2 separate regions of the Homo sapiens genome follow, and region 2 is linked to region 1. The links are chromatin contacts, found by Hi-C or POLR2A ChIA-PET in ENCODE. All regions are on one chromosome and are shown on one strand. Each heading gives the region's core, a stretch centred on a gene start or an enhancer-like site at or near the end of the contact. The rest is flanking DNA. Distances are from core to core; before and after follow the strand shown.

What was found. Hi-C counts contacts between places; a loop is a spot of excess contacts on that map. ChIA-PET counts read pairs that join two places held with the same protein, here RNA polymerase II (POLR2A). Pooled maps may share reads with other maps.
Region 2: a loop to region 1 is called in a pooled map, with 4 times the contacts of the local background. The contact joins two enhancer-like sites. A Hi-C loop is called at or near these places in 2 of 50 pooled maps. POLR2A ChIA-PET finds 5 or more read pairs at or near these places in 3 of 52 experiments (Caco-2, T-cell and activated CD4-positive, alpha-beta T cell).

The regions. Positions count from the first base shown.
Region 1 is chr3:58,109,766-58,115,634 of GRCh38, forward strand. FLNB (filamin B) reads left to right here. Exons shown (of 46, transcript NM_001457.4): 16 at 245-405; 17 at 2,026-2,116; 18 at 2,384-2,553. Among named protein-coding and RNA genes, the nearest start is that of FLNB-AS1, 58 kb to the right of the region's middle. RefSeq lists an enhancer at 2,017-2,286. Within about 2 kb of position 2,584, at least 13 of the 41 ENCODE cell types and tissues checked have a DNase peak (open chromatin) inside an H3K27ac peak, as active enhancers do.
Region 2 is chr3:58,193,033-58,198,901 of GRCh38, forward strand. DNASE1L3 (deoxyribonuclease 1L3) reads right to left here. Exons shown (of 8, transcript NM_004944.4): 6 at 4,789-4,946; 7 at 311-407. Among named protein-coding and RNA genes, the nearest start is that of DNASE1L3, 15 kb to the right of the region's middle. RefSeq lists an enhancer at 3,538-3,717. Within about 2 kb of position 3,624, at least 3 of the 41 ENCODE cell types and tissues checked have a DNase peak (open chromatin) inside an H3K27ac peak, as active enhancers do.

The DNA.
Region 1 (5,869 bases), core at 1,334-3,833:
TTTCAATGCCTTTTGAACTAGGAAGTAGTCCATCTGAATAGGTAATCATCTACTGAGCCTCTGAGTCATTCCTTAGTGATATCTTTGCTAATCCATCATCCCTTTCCCCAAATCCTTACTCTTTCTCAGGTTTCTTACTAGAAACTTCCCAATTGCTTTTTGAGGGTGTTAACCTGAGCTGGAAGAGATTGCACAGGACATGCTGTTTCTTGTAAGCTGGTGCTAATAAGCTGGTCTGTTCCAGGTGATGTCAGTGTTGGCATTAAGTGTGATGCCCGGGTGTTAAGTGAAGATGAGGAAGACGTGGATTTTGACATTATTCACAATGCCAATGATACGTTCACAGTCAAATATGTGCCTCCTGCTGCTGGGCGATACACTATCAAAGTTCTCTTTGCATCTCAGGTACGTGGTGGGGCCTGGGAGGAGATGGGTGGAGTAGGCCTGGATTCTCTTTGGCCACTTGTGTGCATGTCTCATCTACTTTTTGGTGTTTTGTTAGTATTATTATTTTTGAGATGGAGTCTCACTCTTTCACCCAAGCTAGAGTGCAGTGGTGTGATCTTGGCTCACTGCAACCTCTGCCTCCCAGGTTCAAGTGATCCTCCCACCTCAGCCTCCCAAGTAGCTGGGGACTACAGGCTCATACCACCACCCAGCTAATTTTTTTTTAATTTGTTTTTATTTTTTTATTTTTTTTTTGAGATGGAGTTTTGCTCTTGTTGCCCAAGCTGGAGTGCAATGGCATGATCTTGGCTCACTGCAACCTCTGCCTCCCGGGTTCAAGTGATTCTCCTGCCTCAGCCTCCCAAGTAGCTGGGATTACAGGCCACCACGCCTGGCTAATTTTTTTGTATTTTTATAGAAATGGGGTTTCACCATGTTAGCCAGGCTGGTCTCAAACTTCTGACCTCAGATGATACGCCTGCCTTGGCCTCCCAAAGTGCTGGGATTCTAGGTGTGAGCCACCGTGCCTGGCCACTCAGCTAATTGTTTTGCATTTTTAGTAGAGACGGTTGCCCAGACTGCTCTCGAGCTCCTGACCTCAGGCCCACCTGGCCTCCCAAAGTGTTGGGATTATAGGCATGAGCCACCACATTTGGCCTCCTTTTTGGTGTTTTACTGACAGGGAAGTTGTCTTGAGAACACTGCTCAATCGTTTTCTCTCTGGCTCCTTACAACCAAGAAGGAAAAAAAATTTACCCAGAGCTAAATTATTACCACTTTCTAACAAAAGTGAGGCAGTGTGTTCAGTGGTTAAAAGCAGGGGTCTGGAGAGAGACTAGTTTGTAATAAATTTTCATCAATATTTTGGTTGAAATGCAGTTAGCTTCTAGATATGTTCTACTTTGATGCCTTTGAAGCAATGACTGTGGTCTCCACCCTTAAATTTTTATAGAGAGAGGTGATTTGAAGTTTCAGGTATGCAATAGTGAAGATAGGGTGAGCAGGATCCTGAAAGAGAGAATTTTGAAATCCTAGGGATTAAAATTAACCTTACATAAAAATGGAAATCTTAGTAGAATGTTCTGTGCCTAAAGGTAGTGGTCTTGACATCCATTTAACCTCTTCTGCCTTTATTCCAATAGTCTGCAACATTCTTTTTGAAGAATTATAATCATTCTGTCTCTGATCACTTCTTGCATTTCCCCAGACCTTAGCTCTCAGCTGTCCCTGGAGGACATTTCCTTCCCCCAGCCCCATGTATTATTGTCGTTTTTGGTTTTATTCTTGTTGGCATTTTTCATCCTGAGTACTCAACATTCAGTATTAAAGGCTCAAAGTCCTCGGGTTTGTTTGTGACATCAGGGATCCAGGCATTAGAGAGTGACCTGTTATAGAAGGCCCTTTCCCAATGCTGGGCCCTTTTGGCTTATCTTACCCTTCTGTTTACCTGTGGTAATAGAAGTCTGCTCACCACTCGCTAAGTCAGAGTGATGCTAAGGTTCACCCTTTGTTGAAGGCTCCCTGAGCTCTGGCTGTTGCTTCAGGGGCTTTCCTACTAAGACTGTGTCTCTGCTACAGGAAATCCCCGCCAGCCCTTTCAGAGTCAAAGTTGACCCTTCCCACGATGCCAGCAAAGTGAAGGCAGAAGGCCCAGGGCTCAGCAAAGCAGGTAAGATGGCACGTCTAGGTTGTCCTGGGCCCCTCTGCCAGCCGGTGGCACTGGGCGTGTTTCATCCACGGCCTTGAGGAACTTCATCTCCACCAACACCAACACCAAGCTGGCAGGTTTTCTGTGCAGCTCTGATGCAGCAGTGGCTGGCCAGGCCCGTTGCTGGCTGTCATAATAGACCTGGTGCTGTTGAACCTGTCTGACGGGTTCTCAAAGTGAAACTACTCCAGCTGGTCTGTCTCCTCACTTCACAGTATATCTTTCCAGGTGTGGAAAATGGGAAACCGACCCACTTCACTGTCTACACCAAGGGGGCTGGGAAAGCCCCGCTCAACGTGCAGTTCAACAGCCCTCTTCCTGGCGATGCAGTGAAGGATTTGGATATCATCGATAATTATGACTACTCTCACACGGTTAAATATACACCCACCCAACAGGTAGGGTCCTTCTCCCCTCTGCTCCCCTGGCCCCCAGCCAGGCCCCTTTCTATGCAGTCGGTGCTGGGTCACTGTGGACACCAAGGGGTGTGAGAGGTGCTCTGCCAAAGTGCTCCCTGATGGGAGGCAGCTCCTGGCACTTTGAACCCCTCTGGGAGCACCTATAGGAAGCCCAATGGGTTCTATCAGGTGAACTGCAGAATTCCCCAAAAGCAAGCAGGAAGCTGGTCCCATATCTCCACCTTTGGTTTGCATTTTATCAGAGAAATGCTCAGTTCTTGATATTCAGGCCCTAATATCTATCTTTCTGTTACACATGTGCACACATGTGCACACACACACACATACACACACACACGTGCATTCCCTCGCGGCCTCACCAGCTGCCTTTTAGTCTTTTCATTAATTACCCACAGAAAAAGAGCTGCTACACCTTTGTGTTTCCTTCCTGGTCCTTTTAGCTTAGTTTACCCTTTTTATGAGGTGTTGGAATGAGGTCTTTTCTCAAAGAGCCAGTTCAGCCTTTCGTCCCTAAGGCCCAGCACACTATTTAGGGCAGCAAATTATTCCCCTTTACAAAATGCAGGATTTCACATGTGATCTTACCATCTAGGCTGGCTTACTCTGATTATTTCAGGCCATAAGGGCCTTAAAACTGCCTCTCTGTACAAGTTAATGTTTATTTGTTTAAAAACATTAAAAAAAATTTGTATCGTGGTAAAATACACATAACACAAAATTTACCGTCTTAACCATTTTTAAGTGTATAGTTCATTAGTGTTAAGTGCATTCATTATGTCGTGCACCCATCACCACCATCCATCTCCATAATTCTTTACATCTTGTAAAACTGAAGCCCTGTATCCATTATATTTGTTTAAAATTTTGTTTCGCTTCATGTTCACACCTCTGGGGTCTGGAGAGCAGACATCCTGGCAGAAAAGTCTGGATTTTAATACTTAAGCCTAGTGTTCGAAGTGGTTGTTCCAAGCCTCTGAGATTCCTTTATTCTTAAGGGAAATGATCCTGCTGTGTTTGAAATGCCATTTGTAGGAGAAGAAGGGCAACGCTTTCTGCAGAAGCACTGCTCAGAAGCCTTGCTCCCGTCTGGGTCCTCTCAGCGAGGAGCAGTCAAGAGTCAAGTGGGGAAGAAAGAGGATTATAGTGAGGAAGGGGTCATGGTGTAACTGTCCCCTGAGTTTGGGGGCTGCACTCCCTTGGAGATGGAATCCTTACTGTGAGAACATCCCTGCAGTGGGAGGGATTCCCTGGGCGAAGGGATTCTGTGTGTCGTGTTATAAATGTGGCCCCTTACATCCAGGCTTGCTGCTGTTTGTGCTTTCTTCCCCAAATTTTTATTTTTATTTATTTATTTTTTAGACAAAAGTCTTGCTCTGTTGCCCAAGCTGGAGTGCAGTGGCATGATCTCAGCTCACTGCAACCTCTGCCTCCCAGGTTCAAGCGATTCTCCTGCCTCAGCCTCCCGAGCAGGTGGGATTACAGGCACATGCCACCACACCTGGCTAATTTTTGTATTTTTGGTAGAGACGGGGTTTCGCCATGTTGGCCAGGCTGGTCTCCAACTCCTGGGCTGAGGCAATCCTTTCACCTCAGCCTCCAAACCTGCGGATATTACAGGCATGAGCCACTGCGCCTGACCTCAGTATTTGTCTTTTTGTGACTGATTTATTTTTCTTCCTATATGTCCTCCATGTTGTAGCACGTGTCAGAACTTCATTCCTTTTCGAGGCTGCATTCCACTGTATGTATATATGTTTTGCTTCTCTCTTCGTCTGTTTTTTGTTTGTTTTTTCTTGAGACTCGCTCTGTTCCTCAAGCTGGAGTGGCACTGTCTCGGCTCACTGCAACCTCTGTCTCCTGGGTTCAAGTGATTGTCCTGCCTCAGCCTACCGAGTAGCTGGAAGTACAGGCACGTGCCACCATGCCCAGCTAATTTTTGTATTTTTAGTATAGATGTTTCACCATGTTGGCCAAGGTTTCACCATGGGGTTTCACCATGTTGGCCAGGCCGGTCTTGAATTCCTGATCTCAGGTGATCTGCCCACCTCAGCCTCCGAAAGTGCTGGGATTATAGGCATGAGCCACCGCGCCCGGCCATCTTCATTTGTTGAAGAACATTTGGGTTGCTTCCGTCTTTTGTCTGTTGTGAATAATGCTGGGTGTACAAATATCTCTTTGAGTCTCTGCATTTAATTCTTGTGATTATAAACCCGAAATGGAATTGCTGGATCATATGGAAATCTCTTTTTAATTTTTTGAGAAACTACTATACTGTATTCCACAGTGGCTGCACTACTTTACAGTCCTGCCAACAGCATGCAAGGGTCCTGGTTTCTCCACATCCTTGCTAACATTTGTTTTTTTTCTGTTTTTTTTTTTTGTTGTTGTTGTTGTTGTTGATAGTGACCATCCTGTTGAGTGTAAGATGGTGTCTTATTGTGGTTTTGATTTGCATTTTCCTAATGATTAGTGATGCTGATCATCTTTTCATGTGCTTATTGGTCCTTTGCATATTTTCTTTGGAGAATTATCTACTTGCCCATTTTTATATCAACCTTCTTAATTTTATGTTGAGTTTTAGGAATTCTCCATGTATTCTGGATATTAGTTCCTTATCAGATAAATGATTTGCAAATATATTCTCTCACTCCTTGGTTTGCCTTTTCACGCCGTTAACAGTTCTCGTGTGCAGGTTATAAACGCGGCTTCTTATCTCCAGACTTGCTCTTCCTGTGCTTTAAAATAAAAAATCCAAAACAAAACATTCATTATTAGTAATGATAAAACTAACACTTTTATAGATAGAGCATTCTTTTCTCATCAGGCCACTCAATAGTAAGTAGGTAATTATTTTCCTGCTGATGGTTCTGAGGGTTGGTGGGAGCCTTACTACTGGGTGCACCACGCTGAATCTTCTTTGTTGCCAAATTCTCCATATTCTTTAGGAGAAAGCACCAGAAAGCCATAGCTGTCTGCGTACAATGACTGGGATCACAAGGCCATGACGTCTTCTAAAAACATTTTGTGACTTCTGCTTTATTCTATGTCTATATGCCTTTTAGTGTTTTGGCTGAGCCGTTAGAAAGTAAGTTGCAGATATCAGGACAGGGTCAGGGTTTGACCTGCATCCTTGGAAAGGACTGCAGAACCCAGTACCCCAGACGTCCCCTGCTGCTGGTTGAGGCAGAAGTGGAGATTAGGAGCCTAGGTCCGGTTTTGTCCCCTTTGAAGTAATGCTGGAGTGGGAGGCTCCTTACTTCAGAGTCACCCCAAGGTCACATTCATCCAGTTCTCT
Region 2 (5,869 bases), core at 2,374-4,873, 84 kb after region 1:
TTGTGTCTTCAGTGGTGACCTCAAAGGGTGGCATCAACCCATCTTTTTTTTTTTTTTTTTTTGAGACAGGATCTCACTCTGTTGCCCAGCCTGGAGTGCAGTGGTGCGATCTTGGCTCACTGCAACCTCCGCTTCCTGGACTCAAGTGATCCTCCCACCTCAGCCTCCCAAGTAGCTGGGACCATAGGCATGCATCACCATGCCCAGCTAATTTTTTTGAATTTTTCATAGAGATGGAGTCTCATCATGTTGCCCAAGCTAACTCATCTTTCCAGGACAATGGCATAGAAAGACAAGATGGCAACCTTACCTCCTCTTCAGTCAGCTTGTAAGCTTTCTGGAAGTCAAAAACACTGTTTGACTTGGGAACAACAGAACTGACGATTTCTTGTCCTCTAAGCACAATCCTGGAACAAGGGGAGGGAAAACAGTTGTGTTAATCCAACCTGTGATTGCTGAGATCAAACCAAGGTCTGTGTTTGCTGTCTGGAATTAACCGAGCAGTCTGGCCCTTTCATGTGGCGCTCAAAGTCCAGAGCTGGTTTTAGCCTGTGACCCCAAAGGACAGTGCCTACAACTGTGAAATAGGATCAGTCCCTGCCATGGTTCTGTGGACACCAGGACACTGTCTCCCAGTGTGGGCAATGTTCTGGTGGAGTAGGAGAAGATTTTATATGACACACGCACACTATCCCACACAACAATGACTTGCGTACTGAGAACGCTGTTCCTTTTTCAATTATTTTTCACTTTCCCTGATTTGATTATGGAGAAATTCTCAGGGAGGTGCTGGTTTGTCTTTAATACCTCCCTCAGTCCCGTGTTGACAGAGAGTAGGCTGCCATCTCCGAGCATTCTGCAGGCAAGAGAATTAAGGCAGAATTTAACAAGGCGTGATTTTCACTGGACTTAATTTTTACGTTACCTTCAATTTATGGCAAATGCTGCTGCTTTCTTACTCATGCTAGTATCATGAAATTTCTTTTAAAAATTTATTTCAGCAAGAAATTAAGCGATTTAATGGAAAATATCGAGAAAAATCACAGCATATGTGCTTTGCAATAATGACAAAAAGTAAGAATGAGGTAGTCAAATGAGTTTTGGAAACAAACTAACATATCCCAAGTTGGGTGATGCAGTTGTGGTCTACGTGGTCCTGAGTGACTTCCCGAGGAATGGCAAGGTGAGTCAAACTGCCATTTCATGAGTGACCAGTGGGCCTTCCCCATTCTAATCAACAGTTTTGGTATCTGCATTTGCTAACATCACCAGCACAACTAACTTTTTTTTTTTTTTTTTTTTTTTTGAGACACAGTCATGCTCTGTCACCCAGGTTGGAGTGCAGTGCGCCATCTCAGCTCACTGCAACCTCCACCTTCCGGGTTGAAGCGATTCTCCTGCCTCAGCCTCCCAAGTAGCTGGAATTATAGGTGTGTGCCACCACGCCTGGCTAATTTTTGTATTTTTAGTAGAGACGGGGTTTATCCCTGTTGGCCAGGCTGGTCTTGAACTCGTGACCTTAGGTGATCCGCCCACCTCAACCTCCCAAAGTGCTGGGATTACCGGTGTAAGCCACCGCTCCAGGGCTACGGCTTTTTTTTTTCTTTTTTTGAGACGGAGTCTCTCTGTGTCACCCAGGCTAGAGTGCAGTGGCGCAATCTCGGCTCACTGCAAGCTCTGCCTCCTGGGTTCATGCCATTCTCCTGCCTCAGCCTCCCGAGTAGCTGGGACTACAGGTGCCCGGCACCACGCCTGGCTAATTTTTTTTGTATTTTTTAGTAGAGACGGGGTTTCACTGTGTTAGCCAGGATGGTCTCGATCTCCTGACCTCGTGATCCACCGGCCGCAGCCTCCCAAAGTGCTGGGATTACAGGTGTGAGCCACCACGCCCGGCCCGGGCTACGGCTTTTAATTCAACCCAAATGTAAATTCTTCGCATCAAGTTAGACATTTGTGAAAGCTTTCTTTAAGACTCAGAAAGCAAAGAATGACATGTTAAAGGCTCTTCCATTTCTGACTTCTTCTAGGGATGTGCAGGACCAGGCCAGTGTTCATGTGACGTTTTCAGTCCAGGGCACCAGCCAGATCCTGGGCATCTTTGCATGTTCCCCCAGCACTCAGCACATGAGAGGTGTTTGATAAATATGTGAACATGGAACAAAGACTGGAACTGAGACCATCTTGTCTAATTACATTTTTAAAACATCATTTTTATGGCTTTTCATTTTCTCCGTTTATTTTATTTAATTTTACTTTTTATTTTATTGTATTGAGACAGGTCTCACTATGTTGTCCAGGCTGGAGTGCCGTGGCTATTCACAGGCATGTGATCATGTTGCTCTAAAGCCTTGAACTCCTGGGCTCAAGTGATCCTCCTGCCTCAGCCTCCCAAGTAGCTGGGATTACAGCATATGCCACCACAACTGGCCTATGACTTTTTAAAAGCCACAAGAGGCCGGGCATGGTGGCTCACACCTGTAATCCAAGCACTTTGGGAGGCCAAAGCAGGCGGATCACCTGAGGTCACGAGTTCAAGACCAGCCTGGCCAACATGGCGAAACCCCATCTCTACTAAAATTACAAAAAAAAAAAAAAAAAAAAAAAAAAGCGGGGCATGTTTGTGTATGCCTGTAATCCCAGCTACTTGGGAGGCTGAGGCAGGAAAATCGCTTGAACCCGGGAGGCGGAGGTTGCAGTGAGCCAAGATCCTGCCACTGCACTCCAGCCTGGGCGACAGAGCAGGACTCTGTCTCAAAAAAAAGAAAAAAAAGAGGCACAAGAGTTATACATGTTGTTATGAGAAACAAAATTCAGAGCATCAAAATAAGAAATGAATCTTTAAAATGTCACATGTAATCCCACCATCCTTTGGGATACATGTGTATAAAATCAGGATCCTTTTAGTAAACATCTTTTTCTAACCTGTTCTACCCCTGACCTGATCTACTGTGGCCATGTTGCCTTCTGATTCTTCTGTATCATTTTCAATCACTTCCCACTCATTTGCCAGGGGAGAAGAATGGCGCTGGAGAAGGGACTTGACCTACCCACGGGCACACAACTGCCATGTGTAACTGAGTGAGTGGCCATCGTCCAGGCTTTGCTGGAAGTCCTTCAAAATAGGGGGTCTGGGCACTTAGACCCCTGTAACTCCCCGCCTTGGGTTCCCACTTTGCAGAGTGATAACTTCTGCAAAGGAAACACCAGCCTCAAAAGCTCCAAGAGGAACAGGCCGGGCATGGTGGCTCACGCCTGTAATCCCAGCACTTTGGGAGGCCGAGGCGGGCGGATCACGAGGTCAAGAAATCAAGACCATCCTGGGTAACATGGTGAAACCCTGTCTCTACTAAAAATACAAAAAAAAAAAAAAATTAGCCAGGCGTGGTGGCGGGCGCCTGTAGTCCCAGCTACTCGGGAGGCTGAGGCAGGAGAATGGCGTGAACCCGGGAGGCGGAGCTTGCAGTGAGCCGAGATCGCACCACTGCACTCCAGCCTGGGCAACAGAGCGAGACTCTGTCTAAAAAAAAAAAAAAAAAAAAAAAAAACTCCGAGAGGAAGTGAAAACGAGTGGCCTGGTGGCTCTCATGCAGATGGCCATCTCACACTTCCTCGTGGCAGGCTGAGCTCTGGGAACTGTGGCCACCACCTGGGACCAGGCTCCTAGGGGTTTCCCCACCTGTGGTCTCTGTGATGGAAGATCACTAACATTCACACGCCTCAGGCACTCCCCCCTCTGTCCCCATTGAAGGAGCAAAGATGAAAGCTGTTTGAAAATCCCTGAAGGGACTTTAAAAAGCACGAGGGAATGCTAGGACTTAAATGTATGCATTGCATTTAGGAATATGTAGCTAAAGCTTTAAAAATATAAATACCGTTGCACTAATTGGTCTCATTTTTAGGGTTGCTTCCTGAGGAAATCATAAATACTTGCACAAAATGCACAGAGGATATTGATTTTAGCAGTATTTATAACAGCAAACCCTTGGTAATAACCCAATGCCTAATGATGGGGATTGGGCGCATCAATTGCGGTAAGTCTTTGTGATGGAACAATGATCAGCCCATGAATGTAATGAGCACTTGCCGTATGCCAGGCATTGTGCTAGCAGCCTGACATGTTATTTCATTTACTCCACATCGGATCTTCATGAGTGAGGCACTAGGATAACTTCCATTTTACAGGGGAGGAAATGAAAGACACAGAGAGCTTGTCTCTTGGTCACAGACATATGAAGTGATAATGTCAGGATTTAAATCCAGGCCTATCTGATAGCGAAGCCAGTGCTTACCTCTGCTAAGCTACAGTGCCCAGGGCCACCGCATAGGGTCCTGTGGTTCATACGCTACATGTGGTACCCAGTAGAGGGGCCTGACATTTAATTGACTCAGCTCTGCAAGCAGTGTGCTTTTCTTATTTTTATTTTTATTTTTTATTTTTGAGACAAAGTCTCACTCTGTTACCCAGGCTGGAGTGCAGTGGTGCGATCCTGGCTCACTGCAGCCTCCACCTTCTGGGCTCAAGCGATCCTCCCACCTCAGCCTCCTGAGTAGCTGGGAGTATAGGTGTGTGCCACCATGCCTGGCTAATTTTTGTATTTTTTGTAGAGACGGGGTTTCATCATGTTGCCCAGGCTGGTCTCAAACTCCTGTACTCAAGCGATCCATCCATCGAGGCCTCCCAAAGTGCTAGGACTACTGGCGTGAGCCACAGTGCCCAGCCACCTTGCGTCTTTCCTAGTGCACACCAAGCACTGTGGTGAGCCAGCAGCACCCTGCAGGGCCTCCTACCTGTCATATGCACAGTTGGTGCTCTTCTTCACCGTGGTGTCCTCTTGGTCCCCGATCAGCCAAACAAACCTGGGGTCAGTCCTCAAGCGGATGTTCTTCCAGGCCTTCTTGGGGACGTAGCTGCAGCCGGCATTGAAGTCACCCATGAAAATGAAATTCTAAAAGACAAGATTTGGAACTGTCACCTGGTGGGTGCTGCTGCAGAATGCTTTCACACTGGACTCTAGCAAAGACTCTGCGTCCCAGGCCCAGTAAACAACAGGGTCTGTTATGGGCTGAATCTTGTCTACCCCCTGCTCCCGCCCCGGCCAAATTCCTATGTTGAAGTTCTAACCCCCAGCACCTTAGAATGCGACTGTATTTGGAGATAGAACCTTTCAAGAGGGAATTAAGGTAAAATGAGGTCATATGGATGGGCTCTAATCCAATATGACTGGCGTTCTTGTAAAAAGGGGAAATTAGGACACAGAAAAGTGGAGCAAAGACCATGTAAAGACACTGGAAGAAGATGGCCGTCTACAAACCAAGGAGAGAGGCCCCCAAAAGACACCAGCCCTGCTGGCACACCTTGTTCTGGGACTCCAGCCTCCAGAACGGTGACGAACTCACTTTCTATTGTTTAAACTTCCCAGTCTTCAGTATGGTACTTTGTTATGGCAGCTCTAGCAAATGAATATAAGGTCTTTAAAAATTTCTTTTTGTTGTTTAAAATTGAGTCACAGTTTTGATGAGTCGATGACAGGCGAGTGCGTACCAGGGAGGATGTTCTTAACAGGAAGGAGAATGTTTGCTGTTCTTAGTCGCCACATTTCCATAATTCAGCATGCAGAGTCAGGTGTGGATAAAAAAAATTTCAGTGAATCTATTCCCTCACATCTTTTGTCCCTGGCTCAAACTACTGTAGGGTGTAAATATACGAATGAATCAACGCCTTTTGCTTTCAAGCAGGAAAAGTGAATTTGGGTGGTGTATTGACAACCCTGGCATCACTCTTTCTCTCCTATTGTTTTGAAGTTGGAAACTTATTTCTGTGAAAATTCAGTCCCTTGAGGAGGTGGGAGGCATCTTCAGGGGAGGGGAC